Regions from separate parts of the Homo sapiens genome. Here region 1 is linked to region 2. The links are chromatin contacts, found by Hi-C or POLR2A ChIA-PET in ENCODE. All regions are on one chromosome and are shown on one strand. The core of a region is the stretch at or near the end of the contact, and the rest is flanking DNA. Distances in the headings are between cores, read along the strand shown. Region 1 holds the start of CACNA2D3 (calcium voltage-gated channel auxiliary subunit alpha2delta 3). Region 2 overlaps LOC105377095 (a long non-coding RNA gene).

What was found. A loop is a pair of places that touch in the nucleus more often than their neighbours do. ChIA-PET counts read pairs that join two places held with the same protein, here RNA polymerase II (POLR2A). Pooled maps may share reads with other maps.
Region 1: a loop to region 2 is called in a map of Right ventricle myocardium inferior, with 3 times the contacts of the local background. The contact joins the promoter of CACNA2D3 here to the enhancer-like site in region 2. A Hi-C loop is called at or near these places in 1 of 168 maps with a recorded cell type or tissue (Right ventricle myocardium inferior) and 2 of 50 pooled maps. POLR2A ChIA-PET finds 5 or more read pairs at or near these places in 1 of 52 experiments (WTC11).

What each region holds. Positions count from the first base shown.
Region 1 is chr3:54,119,572-54,125,673 of GRCh38, reverse strand. CACNA2D3 (calcium voltage-gated channel auxiliary subunit alpha2delta 3) reads right to left here and starts at 3,122. Exons shown (of 38, transcript NM_018398.3): 1 at 2,839-3,122; 2 at 2,080-2,161. The coding sequence starts at 2,960. LOC124909381 (a long non-coding RNA gene) reads left to right here and starts at 2,232. Exons shown (of 2, transcript XR_007095914.1): 1 at 2,232-2,617. RefSeq lists a silencer at 4,316-4,365.
Region 2 is chr3:53,995,624-54,001,239 of GRCh38, reverse strand. All of the region lies in intron 4 of LOC105377095 (a long non-coding RNA gene), which reads left to right. Among named protein-coding and RNA genes, the nearest start is that of SELENOK, 110 kb to the right of the region's middle. Within about 2 kb of position 2,078, at least 2 of the 41 ENCODE cell types and tissues checked have a DNase peak (open chromatin) inside an H3K27ac peak, as active enhancers do.

The DNA.
Region 1 (6,102 bases), core at 1,873-4,372, 120 kb before region 2:
GAAAAATGCTCCCCAAGTTGTCTAACATGCTCCCCCACCACTTATGAAAGTCTCTGCCAAGTAACCCAAAGCCGTGAGTATTTCAGGACCCCCAGAGCAGACGATTCCAAACCAAGGACTAGGGTGGACACCCACCCTGGAACGCAATGCCAAGCAACACCTCACCTTTCCCTCGCATCAGATTACAAAATGCCAGGCAGCAGCAAGAAATGATAACAAAGCCATAAACAGCTGGAAATAATTACACAATTGTCAAGCTGCAAACATGACAAAAGCAAAGCAAAGCTAGTGAATTCAATATCAGAAAGGATGCTGATGAGAAGGTAAGAGAAGCATTTCAGCCTTTTCCAATTTGCTGTTATAGAGTAGCAAATAATAAGGTTGACGGAGTTTTGTGCAGTGTGTGTGTGTGTGTGTGTGTGTGTGTGTGTAACTTCAAAGAGAAAGAAAAAAACATATTTAATGTGTTCCTAGAAAATGTGGGATAAAAGATATGAAAGCACAACCAAAAAATATTAACAGGCTCTGAAGGGATTCTTTTAGAGTTGCTACAACTACAACGTGCAGATGAGAAATACTTCTTTAAAGTTATACAAAATGTTATCTTCTTTAAAAGCATAAGAAAAATATAAAGGCAATGCTACAGTCCAGAATTCATCACATCAAACATCTGACAAGTGGGCAAAATGCCAAAGCAGGAGACAGATTGGTCCAGATTAAAAGAATACTAGGGAAAGAGGCAATTCCTATGCAATTCCTTTAAGTGCCGAGGTGGGCCACAGGTATGTAAATTCTCATCTTCCACGAGGGCATTTCGTAGCCTCAACTGTTTACCAACTGCCTATAATTCAAGAACACCTTCCCAAACAACAGAGTTGAGCAAGCAATCTTTCAATGAATAAGGTTTCAATGAATAAGGCTATTGGCGATTTTTAAACCATAATAACTTTTGTCATTCCATGGTGGGCCAACGCTTTATTACGATATTTGGATTTCATGTGGCAAACTGTTTCATATACTGTCCCCAAAAATGCTACTCTCTGAAGGGGAATGCCATAAATAAAATACGTACTTGGTTACCAGGCAGCATGCATAACACATATGGTACATTGGCCCAAAAATCATATTTTAAAATGTTTAAAAGTTAACTTAACAATTTAAGCTGTTTGTACCCATTTTCAGAGAATTATTCCCTAAAGGCCAATTTTATTTTCTATCATCAAGAGAATACTTTGATTAATCCTGTTGATCTGCTAACTTGAAATTCTTTGAACCCCTCTAATCTCTCCTCCCAGACCCATTTTTTTTTCTTTATTTCCTGAAGGGGAGAACGAAGGACCATTTATCTCACAATGTAATTTTAAGCTTATGCTTAAAATGCTGCCTATTTGAATTAAAATTGATGCAGCTTGTGATAAGAACCTAATAATCAATTCTCCATTCTCATTACTCTCCAGAATTACATGGATGCAGACCCATTTCTTAAGTTTGTGGACTACTCTCATAGGTTATTACCCGGCAGTGCAGCTGAGTGGAAAGATAACCACATTCATTCTCCTTATCTGCAATGATGTAATGCATCCTAGCCCTGGGTCTAGATGATTGGGGAATAATGGGATTGTACAACTGCAGGGATGACAAACAATAGTGCAGCGTCTTTCTCTGATACACTGAACCCCACGCCTCCAACGCAAGGTGAAAGGCATCACAAAATAGGCACTGAGTCTGCCCCTTGGATGAAGTTAGCATTTTTTGGCCCGAGGAGCATCTGCTCTGGCACTGAAACAGCAATACCGACACGGAGACGAGAGCCATGCAAAAACACTCAGTTTCCGAGCCCCAGCCAGGACAGTGCGAGTGAGTATCCTGCTTTTCTTTGTGGTTAGAATCAAGTGTCATCTAAAAATAACCGGTTGGTAGGAAGAAGTCACTGCATAGTACAATGCCAAGAAACCCGGGGATCAGAGAGTCCTCCGATAACTGATGCTGCTCGGGGCTCACGTTTGTTTGGAAAACTAAATCTGCCTCCATTTTCTGTGCCGGAAAAATCATCGCTTCCTGCCACCACAGAAACCTTACCTTTTGCAGAAGCTGGGAACCGGAGTACTTAGCAGCAATGGATTTTATCTCCCCACCAAAAGCCGAGGCCCAGAGCTTCACCCTACAGGGAGAAGGGGCACAGGAAGATATGTAACACCCGTGTCACAGTCAACACGCACGCACACGCACACGCACACATGGGACTATGGCTGAAGGAGCAGTGCGATGTAACATGTTTTAAAAGAAGAAAAGATAGAAAAAGCGGCTTGGTAGAAACTGCCAGCACCAAAACTGCAAAGCGCAGCGCGGGAGGGGGCCCGAGGGGGGTCGCGGAGTTAAGAATGCGCAAAGTCTCCCAGGCTCTCTAAAAAGACCACTGAGTTTCATTCGAACCACTGCCCGAGGACTCGACCCCCCAAACTGGGCATCACCTGGCAAATAGCAGTCAGAAGAAATCCACCCATCCCCCCCCCAAAAAAAGAAGTGGGGCGGCAGTAGAGCAAAGAGGGGGGAAATTCAGCGGCCCATGGAAGTTGGATTCGGTAACCAGGCTCCAAAGTTGGTGCCGTCACTTGAGGTGAGCCTCTCCAGATCTCACTCGGCAACCTGCGGGCAGGGGCCAGAGCATCCCACCCCGGCCTCGCCGCCCGACGCGGGTCCCGAAAGGCAGGTGCGAGCGGCGAGGCCGACGCCCGCGGCGGGTCCTGCCCAGCCGCACCTGCAGGCGCCCAAACTTGGGCACAGTGGGTCGCAGGCGGCAAGGTCCCCTCCCCGGGCGGCGCAGGAGCCGGCACTTACACGGAGAGCGGTATCTGCTGCTCCGAGCGCACCACGTCCCCCAGCGCGGCGTAGAGAAGCGCGGCAGCGAGAAGCGCCGAGGCCCCCCGGGACGCGCGGCGCGGCGAGCCCGGCCCGGCCATGCTGGGCTCCCTCCGACGCGCCCGCTGCGGCGGCGACGAGAGCGGCCGCGGGGAGCTGCGCGGAGCGGGCGGTGGGCGAGCGCGCGGGGCTGCCTGCTCCGCTCCGCGCCGCCCCGCCTGCCTCTCGCGCGCCCGGCTCACTTGGGGAGCAGAAAAAGGAGCGGGTGGGGGGGGCGGGGAGGGCGGAGAGGAGAGGGAGGGAGGAGAGGTGGGGAGGGAGGGAGGAGAGGTGGGGAGGGAGGCGGGCGGGGGAGGAGGCAGCGAGACGCGCCTCTAGCAGCAGCAGCCGCCCGGCCCCGCCTCGGCGGCCCCGGGGAGTCCGGCGGGCCGCGGCGGGAGGGCGGCGGGGCAGGAGGCGCCGCGCGGGCGGGGACTCGGAAACTCCAGTGTCCTTGGCCGCGGCGGAGCGCGCCCTGCCCCACCCGGGCTACTGCGGCCGCTGAGTTCTTTACAACTCCGCAGTCCGCCACCGCGGGCGCGACTCTGGGGCTGGCCCCGGGCCGGGCGACCCTAGCCAGGGTGGGGGTTGGGGGCGCGGGAGGGAAGCCGAGGGCAGGGCGCGGCGCTCCGCACTTTGCGGGCGGCTGCTAGGAGAGGGCGTAGCATGCCCGCTCCGCCCCTGGGCCGGGCGGGGTCGGGGGCCGCGGAACCTAAAGGGGGCGCGCCCTCCGCCCCCGCCGCGCGATTCTCCTGCGGGGAGGGAGCTGGGGAAGAAGCAGAAATCTCAGAAAGGAGCACAGGCTCGCGGCGGCAGGCGGGATCGCACGCGGGGCGGATCGGGCTGGGGATGGGACTGGGTGGGAGCTCGGGGCTCTGGCTAGGGCAGCGCTGCGTGACCGCCCGCAGCTGCTCCTCCGGCCGCGGCGCCCGACAGGGGAAAGCACGGAGGGCGGTGCTGCCACCACGGCTTGGGCGCACCAGCGCGGGGCTCCCGGCATCCGGCCGCAGCGCAGCGGCCCCCTGCGCGCCCGACCCAGGCCCCGGGGCTCCCCAGCGGCCGCTGCCTTCGGAGTCCGCCCGGCTGCGGTGACTGGTGGGGACCGGGATGTCAGGGTTGAGCGAGGAAGCCAACGCGGCGCCGAGTCGATCCTGACCGGGGGACACCCTGGATTTCGGGATAAAAGATTTCTCCGAGCCTGGGGGATTGCCTGCTCCCCACTCCGGCGCCCACCGCACTGGGCAGGAGGCAGTGAGCGCCGGAGGAGGCGCCTTCTCGCCGCCCTCAGGGGCGAGGAGAAAGGAAGCCGGAGAAGCCCCTGCGCGTTCTGGGAACCAGGCTTCTCCCCGCCTCTCTCGCCGCTGCCCCCACCCCGGGACCCAGCTTGCAGAACCCCTCTCCCCCGTGCGAGGTATGGGGTGTGATTGGGAACTTTGTGGAGCCCTCGCGCAGGCTGGCGGTAAAGACCGACCGGAGTGAGGCTGAGTCATCCTTGCCCGGCCAAGCGCAACTCCGGTGACCCCAGCAAGGAGTGCGCTCCTAACGTCGCCGGGGCTCCCGGCGCACCAGACACCTGGGTTCATATTTGCATGCCTTTCTGCAACCAGGGCTTTGCTTTCTGCCCCGTCACCCGCCCTTGGCCTCAGCATCCTCAGGTTGCAGGGAAGTAAGGGCGGGCTCCAGCTTCCGCCAGGTGGTGTCCGGCTAGGAGCCAGGCCGGCTCTCCTTTCCAGTAGTCCCTGGAAAAAGTTACCCCTGCAGATGTTGGGCTTGATCTCAGAGTTGGCAGCGAGGGAGAAGGACTGCTACCGAGAGGCTCTTAGTGCTTTTCCCGAGTGCGGGCAGACCCGAGCTCCCCTGGGCTCTGGCAGGTCGCGCTCCCACCTTGGGGGGCAACGCAAGGAACAGGCCCCTCTCCAGGAGCGCCAGGTGCGCCCCGCCCGCGGGCAGTGTCTACAGCCTCTACGGATGACTAACCGGTTATAATGAATTCTCCGCTTCTGTGCATACCCTCCGCCTGAGGAAGCGTGCCAGCCCTTTCCAAACCGAGCCAAGCGCGGCCTGACCCCCGAGGCAAGGGGTCCCAGGAGTTGACCCTCAAATTGGGGGTTAGAAGAAAATGTGTTTTCCTATCAGAACGCGGGATCGTTCTTCCTAAATGAAAGCATAGTGAATGAACCAGTGAGTGAGTGCATGCTAGCTCTTAGTAAGACCATCCGTTTCCCACATGGTATCTATATGATGACGCCCTTCATGCCTTCACTCATTCATGTAGTCAATAACTGTCAATCAGCCTCTATTGATAGGTACAGTAGGACATGCTGGGAAGCCAGTAGTGAACAAAGCAGGCTCTCTGCCCTCACCGAGTTTATACACTACGAAGAGGACAGGCTTTACTGCAAAAACCATAATGGTAAATGCACAATTATACACTTTGACAAGGGAAAAACAATACTGTGTATGAAGAAAAAGTACCTGTGACACCCATACTATTGTTGTGCCTATTAACTGATGAGAACATCGAGGCACGGCAAAGTCATACAGCTTAAGTCATATTTAAGCAACTGCTTGACTGCTGGACTATACTGAAGACCACCTGGGCACCAAGGTCATGAAGACATTTCGTAATAAAGTCACTATGCGTTGCCAGCCTGACACAGGTGAATTTCGCAGTTGTCTCGGGCAACTAGAGAGTAGCGATGAGAGGCCAGGCACAGGAAGTCACAGTCCCAGGAGGAGAGTGTTTTGAGCATTTGTAACGCAGGCCATCTTAGGCAGAACATTATGCACGTTACATTTAAGATGGATCCCGCTAACCATATCCTAGTATCTCAAAAATAAAAAATATTTAAACTAATACTAATAAACTCAGAACTCAAAGTGTCCAAAGATTTGGGGTCTTACCACTTACACACTGTAATATTCTTTCCAGAATCACAAAAATCAGTGCTGAAAGGGATCTGTAAGCAATCTAGTCTTGCAGTCTTATTTTAACAGAGAGGAAACTTGAGGCCCAGAAGGATTTAGCCACTTGTCCAAAGGCACACACCCCTTAAAGAGAATCTCCTCACTTTGAACCAGGGAGTTCCTGCAGCTACATGAGAATAAGGGACCAGGAGCACCTTCCAGTAAGCCAAATGCAGTACCAGGGCATTGGGCACTACTTGCCATTTTCACCCAAAAGCTTATATTTCAACACCCAAC
Region 2 (5,616 bases), core at 829-3,328:
ATGCACTCCAGCCTGGGTGACAGTGAGACTCCGTCTCAAAAAAAAGAAAGAAAGAAAGAAAGAAAGCTATGCTTTGAGAAGCTACTCATGCAGAAAATGGTATTTCCAAACTGATGCGTTACTCCAGCACCTATGAGGATAGGTAACCCATAGAGAAGTGAGTAATCTCTGTGTCCTGGTTCCATAAGGACTCTGCTATTCTGAAGTTCCCAGGGCCACTCAACAGGCCCCTTTCAAGGACCTGTGATGAGCTCCATGCTGAGCTGCTCCACCTGTGCCACCAACCACTCAGAATGCCAAATTACAAACTGTGAATGCCAACCTCACTCTCCTGCAGGACTCTAGTGGACATTGAGCCATCGTTTCCAGCTCTGTCTCTGCAACATTACAGGGAAGACCACACATTCAAAAGGTGGCACAGAATTTTCAAAACCAATTAATTTTACTCATTCAATTTGAAAAGGTAAGGAGCCAGCAGCACTTTTAGGAGCCCAAAGACAGCCTAAAGTGAGAGTGCTAAACAACCATAATAATTAGAATAAACCAGAACATAAGCTTCTCAAGGGCAGGAACTTTCTCCATCGTGTTCTTTGCTGAAGCTGCAATGCCTGAACGTTTTGGTGCTTAATCCATGCCTACTGAGTTAATAAATGGATGATTCTAACGGAGTGTTCCCCCACATCTTCTGTGCTAAACACTTCTTCTTCGTTCTCTCATTTAAAACCCTTAACTAAGAATCAGAGATCTGTATCAAGCCCAGTCTGCCATGAGGAAACTGACATTCAGAACATGCACATCACTTCTTCAGGGTCATGTAGCTGTAGGGCAGAACCAGGTTTTGTGGGGCTTAAAACTTATACAATTTCAAGATGCCTGCTTTAAGGAAAAGAATATAAAACTACAAGTACAAATTTAGATATGTAAGTGATTATTTACAGTGGGGAAAGAAATTGCAACAAATTACAAATGTAAAAGTATTACAAATATCATAAAATCTGGAAAAATGACAGTGATAACAGTGATTTTCATCATCTACCTGACATATATCTATCATATTTTTTCTTACATTTGTTGGCTGCGTACTTTTTCTACAAAGAAAACAGAATAAGAATTTCTTTCCCATAGTGTGATTGATCAAATTTTGTCTTTATTATTTTCAGCTTCGTGACTCATTACAGATGACAGTAGATAAATCCTTAGGGTTGTTGTCAAATTTGGGGAAAGCTCTATCAAGTTTCTTTCATATCTGAGCTGCAAGATTTCAGGGCATTTCAAGCTTACCTGTCAATGATGAACCTTAAATCAATATTGCTGAGTTGACAACATTCATTAAGCTGTTTGTTGTGAACAGACCTCCTCATTATAATGACTTAATATGAATTTCATGTTACCTTTGTCTTGCGTCAAATAAGCAAGAAATTTGTTTTTTCCCAGTGTGTTCATGTGATTCACTCCTCATCACTAGCTGGATTATTAAAACTCCAGGAGCGTCTTCATCATTTTTAGTCACTATTTTCTCTGGCTGCAAATGAATGGATAAAATTTACCTTTCTGTTAATGATTGAGTGAGTTTGATATGATCTGAAAAGTGTTTGTTCGAAGCCTCCTCGGTGTCTAGCGATTTTATTGCTCACCTCCGTCATTTCTATTTCATGTTTCTATCTTTATATGAATTTTCTGTCAGTTCTTTAATAAGTTTAAAGGTGACCATTTAAAATGTACCATTCACCTATGTTCAAATCAGAAGCTGTAATGTTTTCACTTGTTTTATTGACACATTTCAGAATGACTTTCCGAATTGCAGTTAGAGCCACATATTCCCCACTCAACTGCTCCCTAGCCAGATCCTCAAAATGCCTTTGGGCATTCCAGTGCCACCCTACACAAGGCAGAGAGAGACCAAGAAGAAGTCAGAGTAGAAAGAGAGAGTAGTCACAATTCCCCGACTGCATTGGTCACAGGGCTAGGGTCCCTCCCAGAGCCTTGGAAGGAGCCTATGAAGGGAGAAACCCTGGAGTTTAATTGTCATCAGCTTCATGGGAAACTGGCCTCTCCCACAGCTAGTGTGTGACAGGGCCCTACTCCAAAACTGGTCTGGCTCCAGGCCCTGAGCAGCTGACCTGTGCTTTATATGCTCCCTGTCTAAGGAATTGACAAAACAAATGTGCAACTTCAAAAAAGTTAGGTATCTCTTCTGCAGCAATGGTCTTCCATGAAATGCCAATGAAATGCCCGTAATTCTTTATGTAAAGTCATGTACAAAATAAAATTTTCACAGACTGTTTGGGTCCAAAAGGGCTAAGCTAAAAACCAAGTTGAAGGGTCCTCAGACAAATTCAAATTCATCTAATACCAAAATAAATACAGAAAGGAAATAGGGACCATCTCTGCATCCCCTTGTGCTCCTATTTCCGGAAGTGCATCAGAAAGGTCCCGCTGGTCAACGAAGGCCACAGCCGAACCTTCCTTCTCCAAAGTGGTTCCAGCCTCTAAGCACCAGCAGACCCCTGCCACCAAGCTCATCCCCTGAGATCCATGATCCCCAGCCCTCTGGGAATTGCAAACCTTTGACTCAGTGCTGGAACTGGAGACACATCTGTTCCCCTCCCACAAGGGCACAGTGGGATGACCCTCCACCCCTTTCAAGGGTGTGTGTGTGTGTGTGTGTGTGTGTGTGTGTGTGTGCGTGTCTTTAAATCTTACATATGCCTCCAGGAACAGTAAACAAATATAATGAACTAAGAAAACCATTTCATGGATAAAATATCCATCTTTTCCTCCTACAAATTATTGAAGATATAGATGAGCCTGTATTCTCCATCTCAGAATCATCAAACCATGCAGTCTGTGTGAAAATTCTTATTATAAAATTATTTTAAAACTCTGTTTTAAAAATCATATTCTTAAAATAAGAATTCCACCTACTCATGCCACTGGGGAATTCACTGTTGATAAAGCATATGCAAGTATGTGTCTACTCCCAGTAAATTCACAACTGAGCAGGGGAGTGAAGATATGGACACAAATACCAATAACATCATGTAGTAAGTGAGGAATGGCCAAAGAATAAACCTGACATAGAACTACGGGGTTCAGATGGAACATGTTTTTAAAAAGGAAATACTAGGAGTTGAAAGACATTTAAAGAACTATCAATCTTCTAAATCAGAAATGTATTAAAAACAAAAACCAAATGAAATGAATACAAGAGAACTTGAAAATAGCCTGAAAACTAGAAAGGAAAAGGAAAGATGACAAAGCATCATCTTTTTTCCCCTCATCTGCGGGTGATTTTTACACAAGAATCAATATTGTATTTATTCCGTGTAATCGTGCTTCACTAATCAGAGATCCTGTTCTACCATCCTCTCGATTATCTTGTTTTCCTGCTTCATTTGCTTTCTGCTTCCAAACTCTGGCAGTATTATCCTACAACATTATCGCAAAGTAAATTTTAACTGAATTTGCAATTTGAAATCATTGATTTTTTTTTTCAAGTTTAAACAAACAGAAGTAACTGCCAGATATTTCATAAGGAAAGTCTTCTGAAAGGGAGTGTCAGATTGTTTCGTGGAATTCCAGTCTGGAAGGAGAGATGCTAAAGATAGGAAATGAAATGTTTAAGTGGATGTGAAGAATGAACACCAAGCAGAGGGATATGCATTAGGAAATTGTCCCATAGCTGGAGGAATTTGAGAGGACCCTCTTTTATAGTCAGTGGAAAGAGAACTTTTTCATGACACACTTTGCAAAGCCGTTCACATGCAACCCTCCTTGGCAGTAACTTGTTCTTAAGTTGTTTAAGTGGGAAGGCGGAAAGCAGATTAGGGAGCAAAAGATATTTTAAGGAACCAAAGAAAAGTTTAACTCTGATGGGAAGAGGGCACCCTACCCTGGCAGGGTGGGTTGGGCACCAAGATCTACAATGATAAGAGAAGCACCAACATCAGTGTGAGAAATTGGAGTTGGTGCCAGTGGAAAAGGAGACGGTGGAATCTTAACAGCAACATCAAACAGTGTAGAAGGCAGGGGAACTGCAGTGAGAAAGACAGAGCAGCCCTGGAAGGGCAGGCAGGAAACTTTAGTGACACTCGGAGAGAATTTAAGAGCCCCGGGAAGGGGAGGGAAGGGCAGGGAAGGGCAGAGCTTGAGGGTATTGGATTCCAAAGATGACAGTGGCTGAGACTCAAAGCCAGAGACTGCTACCATTGCCACTGTCCCCCACATTTATTGGTTGCTCTTCCCTGAGTTGAGAAAGGAAGAGAATTCCAAATAGCCCCCGCTTCCGCAGGCACTCTGCAAGTGATATTAATAGGACCCCAAATTCACTGGCTCTTGTTCCACTGAAAGTCCTATCCAGTCACTGCTGAGGGACGCTGGGGTGGCTTACTTGCATCACAAACAGCCCTCTGATGCTCTTTTACTCAGGCCCCTAGTTGATGTCACCTCTCTACAAAGTCCAGTGAGGACTGGGACTCATCCCTAGCCCTGGCAACCTCCATGGGAATGCTGTGGCCACACCTGGGGCGTTGGCTACAGACATTCCTAGGGAGCTACTCTTCTGGGTAGCAAGGCAGGGCTAGGTTCCCTGGAGTCTCTGCTGCAACAGTGCAGCTCTCTGAGGCACTCCTCTGTCCAGCTCTGCTGCCCTGAGTCTTCTAGGCCCTGGGGCACTGCCTGCGCTGCCACAGGCCACAGTCCTGATGAAAACTACTGTTCAGCTTGGGCTTGTAGCCCTCTCCAAGGGACTCAGATGAATTCCAAGGACCTGCTGTGAGGGCTCACAGTTGAAGCATACGACATGGTATTTTCCTGTTGCCCCCTGTCTGCATGTCTTCCTGGGTGCACAACTTCCTCTTGGAGCAAGGCTCACTTCCTCATGTAAATTACCTCCTGCAGAGAGACACAGGCCAGACATTGCCACCACTAACTCATCAGACACACCCTGAATTGTCAGAATCCTATCCACAGGCCCAGCCCGGGACTTCCAGTTCTCAGTTAACAACCATCAACGTTAACTGAGGGGAGAGTGTTTCAGAGACCCCTCTCTGAAATGCAGCGTGAAGTTGAACTCTGGACTGTTTCTAAGAGCTGTTTACTTTCCATATCCCAAAGCTAGAGGGGCTAGGGACAGAGAGTCTTAGTCCATCTGGGCTGCTATATCAAATGTCATAGACTGGTTGGCTTATAAACAACAGAAATTTATTTCTCACAGGTCTAGACACTGGGAAGTCCAAGATCAAGGTACCAGCAGATTTCGTGAGGGGGCCACTTTCTGGTTTGTATCATAGATGACACCTTGTTGCTGTGTCTTCCCATGGTGGAAGGGGCAAGGCATCTCTGAGGCCTCTTTTGGACGAGCACTAATCCTATTCCTGAGGGCTCTACTTTCATAACCTTGTCACCCCAAGGGCCCTACCTGTTAGTACCATCACACTGGAAATTAGGTTTCAAGTTACAAATTTTGAGGAGACACCAACATTCCAACCATAGCAGAGGGCTTAGAGTCAAGATGAACTCAACAAACTAAACTCCTTGGGCATTCCAAAAAGATAAAGAAGCCAGTGCAAATTTTGCCAATGCCAAAATAATTTTTGTTCATTCTAAATTTGTTGA